2 separate regions of the Homo sapiens genome follow, and region 1 is linked to region 2. A link is a contact called in ENCODE Hi-C or POLR2A ChIA-PET data. All regions are on one chromosome and are shown on one strand. Each heading gives the region's core, a stretch centred on a gene start or an enhancer-like site at or near the end of the contact. The rest is flanking DNA. Distances are from core to core; before and after follow the strand shown.

The links. A loop is a pair of places that touch in the nucleus more often than their neighbours do. ChIA-PET counts read pairs that join two places held with the same protein, here RNA polymerase II (POLR2A). Pooled maps may share reads with other maps.
Region 1: a map with no recorded cell type shows a loop between it and region 2 (7-fold over the local background). The contact joins two enhancer-like sites. A Hi-C loop is called at or near these places in 2 of 37 single-sample maps with no recorded cell type and 2 of 50 pooled maps. POLR2A ChIA-PET finds 5 or more read pairs at or near these places in 2 of 52 experiments (AG04450 and WTC11).

What each region holds. Positions count from the first base shown.
Region 1 is chr17:83,119,160-83,122,542 of GRCh38, reverse strand. It overlaps LOC101930496 (a long non-coding RNA gene), which reads right to left. Exons shown (of 3, transcript XR_007065980.1): 2 at 2,675-3,383; 3 at 2,043-2,240. Among named protein-coding and RNA genes, the nearest start is that of METRNL, 41 kb to the right of the region's middle. Within about 2 kb of position 2,067, at least 3 of the 41 ENCODE cell types and tissues checked have a DNase peak (open chromatin) inside an H3K27ac peak, as active enhancers do.
Region 2 is chr17:82,862,395-82,865,666 of GRCh38, reverse strand. The region is part of intron 13 of TBCD (tubulin folding cofactor D); the gene reads right to left. Among named protein-coding and RNA genes, the nearest start is that of ZNF750, 24 kb to the right of the region's middle. RefSeq lists a silencer at 760-839 and an enhancer at 1,130-1,639. Within about 2 kb of position 1,571, at least 17 of the 41 ENCODE cell types and tissues checked have a DNase peak (open chromatin) inside an H3K27ac peak, as active enhancers do.

The sequences.
Region 1 (3,383 bases), core at 818-3,317, 260 kb before region 2:
AGCAGCCGCCCTCCACCTGGTTCCCCTGCCGTCTCCAGGAGTTCCCACCTGGTTCCTGCAAACACGCTTTCATCTGGGGTTAGCAGCATCATGTTCTCCAGCTCCTCCTTCCTCTTCCTTCTGCATATGCTCCGGCGGCTCCTCCTGTGGCCCTGGCTTCAGTGCCCTGAACTTGGCACTGAACCTGCAGCTGGGGGACCCGAAGCCCTCACGGCACTGGGTCCTGGTCTCCGAACCCTGATCAAGTGGTCCTCACGTTGTGCTCCGAGCTTGCCCCGAGTCATGAGCTCTGTGCTCTGTTTCTGAGCTCCTGGAAGTTTTCTAAAAACCAAAAACAACTCCATGGTACAATTCTCACAATCCCACCGCCACGCACAATGCCTCCACTTAGTGGTGACTGTTCTCTCCCTGTTGGTGCCAAGACTTCGGGTAGCCGCGTTCTTCCCACTCCTGGGTCCACCAACAGGGACCCCCCGATTCTCTGATTTGCTCTAGCTTGACCCTTCAAGCACCAGTGTGTGTGGGGTGGGTGCACTGCAGCCCTGGGGGCCAAACACGTCTTCCCTGGACAGCTTGATAGAGACAAGGTTCCGGCTCTCTGACGAGTGGCTCGTTGGGAGGAGCCTACGCTTCTCTCCTTTGCTTATTCCTCCACTAATTAGTATATTTCCCACTTTGAAAATGTGCTTTTGGTCACCACCAGACATGAAGCCTCCGTCCTGCTGCCATCCCCTCTCCTCAGACAAAACAAAGGTAATTTTCCTGGCCTCCCAACACCACTTTCTTACAGGAAAGATAGGCTGCCAGTTTTCAGGAGTTTTTCTTGTTTCATTTGTGGAGCAGGCCATACAAATTCAGAAAGCAGAACTCCTCCTCTTCTGGATCCAAAATAATCTACGATCTGGACTCTCCGGGACACAGGATCCAAAATAATCTACGATCTGGGCTCTCCGGGACACGGGATCCAAAATAATCTACGACCTGGACTCTCCGGGACACGGGATCCAAAATAATCTACGACCTGGACTCTCCGGGACACGGGATCCAAAATAATCTACCACCTGGGCTCTCCGGGACAGCGGGTCCAAAATAATCTACGATCTGGGCTCTCCGGGACAGCAGGTCCAAAATAATCTACCACCTGGGCTCTCCGGGACACGGGATCCAAAATAATCTACCATCTGGGCTCTCCGGGACAGCAGGTCCAAAATAATCTACGATCTGGACTCTCCGGGACAGCGGGTCCAAAATAATCTACGATCTGGGCTCTCCGGGACACGGGATCCAAGATAATCTACGATCTGGGCTCTCCGGGACAGCAGGTCCAAAATAATCTACGATCTGGACTCTCCGGGACAGCGGGTCCAAAATAATCTACGATCTGGGCTCTCCGGGACACGGGATCCAAAATAATCTACGATCTGGACTCTCCGGGACACGGGATCCAAAATAATCTACGATCTGGACTCTCCGGGACACGGGATCCAAAATAATCTACTATCTGGGCTCTCCGGGACAGCGGGTCCAAAATAATCTACGATCTGGGCTCTCCGGGACAGCGGGTCCAAAATAATCTACGATCTGGACTCTCCGGGACACGGGATCCAAAATAATCTACCACCTGGGCTCTCCGGGACACGGGATCCAAAATAATCTACGATCTGGGCTCTCCGGGACAGCGGGTCCAAAATAATCTACGATCTGGACTCTCCGGGACAGCCTTGATGCACCCTCATCATTCTGGTTAGACAAAATGCCTGCAACACACACTCACACCAACACGCAGCCTCTCTGTCAGCTCCTTTTTACCAACTGGGAGGAAAAGCCCCAGACCTGCGCTTCATGCAAAATTCGTCTTTTCCTCTGTCCTGACACACGAAAGTGAAATTGCTTCCAGCCACGACGGCTCACCTGCAGGGCACAGGGCAGCACACAGGGGAGCACACAGGGCAGCACCAGGCAGCCCACAGGGAAGCGCACAGGGCAGCGCACAGGGGAGCGCACAGGGGAGCGCACAGGGCAGCGCACAGGGCAGCGCACAGGGGAGCGCACAGGGGAGCGCACAGGCAGCACGGTGCACGCTGTGCCGTTTGCACCGCAGGTTCCTGTTTTCAGTTGCAGTTCTACCTGCACTCTGCTCTACAAGGTTCCTCTTCCTCTTTTCCTCCCCAACTGGCACCTCTCTCTCTTCCTCTCTTTCCCTTTTTCTTTTTCAAACAGCTTCATTGAGGAAAAAATGCCTGTACTACAAAAATCAACCATTTAAAGTGTAGAATCCGGTGGTCTTTTGTACATTCCCAAGGTTGTATGACTCTCTAATTTTAGAATGTTTTCATTACACAAAAAGGAAACCCCATACATTAGCGGCCCCTCCCCCGCCCCTCTGAGCCCCTCCCCCAATCCCTCCCCAACCCCCCAGCCCCTCCCCAGCCCCTTCCAACGCCTCCCCAACCCCTCCCCAACCCCTCCCCAGCCCCTCCCCAACCCTCCCCAGCCCCTCCCCAACCCCTCCCCAGCCCCTCCCCAGCCCCTCCCCAGCCCCTCCCCAGCCCCTTCCAACCCCTCCCCAACCCCTCCCCAGCCCCTCCCCAACCCCTCCCAAGCCCCGCCCCAGCCCCTCCCCAGGCCACGCAACCAGTGTCCACTTTCTGTCTCTGGATTTGCCTCTTCTTACCTCTTCGTATAAATGGAATCATACACTACGCGGCCTTCTGTGTGTGGCTTCTTTCACTGAGCATGATCTTTTCACGGCTCATCCATGTTGTCATATGACAGGGCTTCATTCCTTTTTATTTTCACATAATAGCACACTGCACAGATATACCACTTTTTTTTTTCTTTTTGAGGCAGAGTCTCGCTCTGTCGCCCATTCTGGAGTGCAGTGGCGCGATCTCGGCTCACTGCAACCTCCGCCTCCTGAGTTCAAGCGATTCTCCTGCCTCAGCCTCCCGAGTACCTGGGATGACAGGCGCCCGCCACCACACTCAGCTAATTTTTGTATTTTTAGTAGAGACGGGGTTTCATCATGTTGGCCAGGATGGTCTCGATCTCCTGACCTCAGGTGATCCGCCTGCCTCGGCCTCCCAAAGTGCTGGGATTAAAGCGTGAGCCACCGCGCCTGGTAGATGTACCACATTTTCTTGTCTGTTGATGAACTTGGGGCTGTTTCCACTTTTTCGCTGTTATGAATAACACCAGGTACACGTGTTACGGGGGACGTGTTTCTGCTTCTCTTTGGCTACATCTAGGCGTGGATTGCTGGGTCGTGTGGGAAGTCCGCGCCTGTTATCTGAGGAGTGACCGGCTGTTTTGCAGTGGCTGCGCCCGCCCACGTTCCCGCCGGTGGTGACAGGCTGGTTCCTCCCCCGCCTCCCCAGCACTTG
Region 2 (3,272 bases), core at 322-2,821:
CTGCCAGGCATAAACTGCATCGTGCTGGACTTCTGCAGATGTAGCTGGTGCAGACCGCATCGCCCTGTCAGGCCTTCCCATTTCGGCACTGGGCGGTGAGGGCTGTGCACAGTGCAGCCGAGTACCCCCGCGGCACAGACAGCCCGCCACACCCTCCACGAGGAAGGCGTGGAAACGTGGGCACCTCCCACATAGCCCAGAGAGGGTGGCTGTGGGCAGGGGGTGTCTCCCCGACTGCTCAGGCCCCTGCAGAGCACTGAGCCTCCCTCCCACGATGGGGTGGATGTGGAGGGACCCTCAGCGTGGAGCCTGCCGGTGCAGAGCCCGAGCGCAGGAAACGGCTCCCGAGAGCCGCGTGGCCGTCCCTGCAGACCCTCCCTTCAGCACCAGCACACACAGCCATCCGTGTGGCCGTCCCTGCAGACCCTCCCTTCAGCACCAGCACACACAGCCATGGCTCCTGTCCCAAAAATGCAGCTCAACTTGCTCAGAAAAAAAAACGCCAGTGTTGAATTTGCTAGGAGGTAAGAGGCAGTGATGGACAGAACACCTGGTTCCACTGACATCTGGGTTTCCAGTTCCCACAGGACGTTGTAGAGAAGCCTTCCCAGAGGCCCTCAGCTGCCTGCAGGGAGCAGCAGCTGGCCTCATGTCTGCTGCACCTGCAACGCTGCACAGTGGGGCAAGCACAGACTTGGTGCTCGGCCTGCCCTTGGGGGGCAAGGAGCCCCACCCCCAACACAAGCAGGCCCCCGCTGTCCCCACGGTGCCCCAGGGAGTGAGCAGGCCCCCGCTGTCCCCACGGTGCCCCGGGGAGTGAGCAGGCCCCCGCTGTCCCCACGGTGCCCCGGGGAGTGGTGATCCCAGCCCTTCCTGTGCTGCTAGGGTGGGCGCCCGGATATGCATCACCTGCTCTGCTCTCCCCCAGTGCCCCAAGCACAACCCCGGCCTCGGTGGGATCACGCACCAAGCCCCAAGCCCGCTCTTTCCACAGGAAAGTCACCCAGCCACGCTGGCCCAGCAACTCTCCCCACCTGTGCCTGTGAACCAAGATCCCACCTGCCACCACCCACTGTGCAGGGTCGCAGAGTCAAGGACCCTCTGTCAAGGTGCTGGGGACAGTCACAAATCCCCACCACACGTGAGGCACGCAGGCCAGGCCAGGTGTATGACACACCCTGGCCAACACGAAGACACAGAGCCCGGGTCACCCAACTGTCACCAAGCTCAGATTCTTACAGTTGTTAAAATAAGAGCACAGAACGTCCCTGCTGTGAAAGGCCACCTCCTGGAGAGCACAGAGAGCCGGCACTCGATCTGCCTGGATGGGGGCGATGAGGAAGCCCCACAGGCTGGGCACCCGCAGGTCACACAGCAGCTTTCTGTTCTCTGCACTACATTTGTTTCTTCATGAAATTAAAAAGTGAGACGCTTCAAAGAGCCCTGGAAGCACAAGTGAAGCTGATAAATCACACAAGAGATGACTCATCTTTTACCCACTCTCTAAGAAAGTCCCAGGCCACAACACAGATGGCAGCCATGCCGCAAACCTCCTGTGGAGCGTCAACAGCAGGCAGCTCCCTTCACTGGTAAGACAGCCCCTAAGAACACTGGTTAGGAGGTTCCAGCACCAAAACTGTAAATGCTGCACCCAGTGAAGATGATTTTGCATTTAGTCCTGAGGGTGGTAATCTACTCAGCTGTCACTGACTGCACGTCGGACTGCCGCTGTGAGGCATTTGAAAGGCTTGAGAAGCACAACTCTATAAAAAGCTCCACGTGAAAACCAGACAGGACTGAACTGGGCCCCTGCTACCCTCTCTGCCCCCATCACCCACCTCTGCTATCAGGCAGCACCTCCTACTCCTCTCCAGGTTCCTCACCAATCCTGCTCTCCCAACAGGATCTGAGGCCAGCTGCATCAGGAGCCAACTGCTGCTTCCCGAGGAGGCTTACAGTCTGAGACCAGGGAAGGCGCCCAGTTCCTCCAGGGGTCAATGCTGAGCTCAGGGGCACTGATGAGCAGAGTTTTGGGAGGGCACTGGGTCCAAAGGCTGCGTCCCGAGCACTAACCCCTCAACCAGCACCCTCCCCGCTCACACTGGACCACACTGCCTGCACCCTACCCGCACACAGTAGGTGCAACATTATTGTGAGTGAGTGCTTCTCTCCCATTCTTTCTCCAAGAACACAGATCATTTGCAATTTTTCAGAACTGCTTAAGCCGTCGCTCTCGGAGAGCTTTCCCTAGGACCTGGCTGGAGCCTGGCCACCCTCATCACTGAAGGGTCCTGTACAGACACCGCTTGGCCTCCACGCTGCGTCCGGGTCTGCGAAGCCACAGCACCTAAAGGTTCCAGGCACACAGCACAGGCCAAAGCCCTGGGAAGAAATGCTTCTCCTCCTCCTGGGGGCATCTGCCACCCAGCCTGCAGCCAATGTGGTGAAGCAGCTGATCTGAGGACTAAGCCTGGACAGACACAGGCACCACGAGGACGGTGGGGCCAGCACATGGAGGCCTGGTTCCCACAGCTTGGTCCCTGGGCTACTGGAAAGCAACACAAAGAAATTACGATCCCATCCTCATATCTTCACTTTTTGACATTAATAAGCCTCCCAAAAGGGAGGTCAAGAGGTCAACACAAAAGGCGGACGGCTACATTCCACCCAGTAATCCTCTCCCCAGCCACACCGCAAGACCAAGCAGGGGCAGCCGTCACCAGATATCCCAGCTCAGAGCTCTCATCGACAGTCACACCCGCACGCCGGCAGCCACCTCGGACGCGTGAGAGGACAGACACCTGGCCCTACTTAACGGAATGAGGCCCCGGCCTGGGGTGGCCGCCTGGACTTCCATAACTCCACAGGTGACTGACTTCTGCCACAGCTGAGCCGGGGCCGGCAACACACGTGCACAGGCAGAGAGGCCAACTCACGGCAGAAGACAGTCCCTAAGCTAAAAAGACATGGCGGGGCATCACCCTCCCGTGCTAAAGATAAATCATGTGCTTAGAAATAACCCTCAGATCGAAAAATAACCTACCCATTCACTGAATTTTTTATTTTTTCAATACAGACACTGAGAACCCATACTTTGAAACACTTTTCTCTAAGACTGAGAGATTATACTCTTTATAAATCTCCTCTTAGGCCTCATCACACATTATTCACCCAAACTGCAAGGAGGAAAGAACCCAAGGCCATGTTCCCACCTCCCCCGTCTGGGCCAAGGACCCCCAGGCTGGTCTCTGGGTGAAGGTTCCTCCACCGAG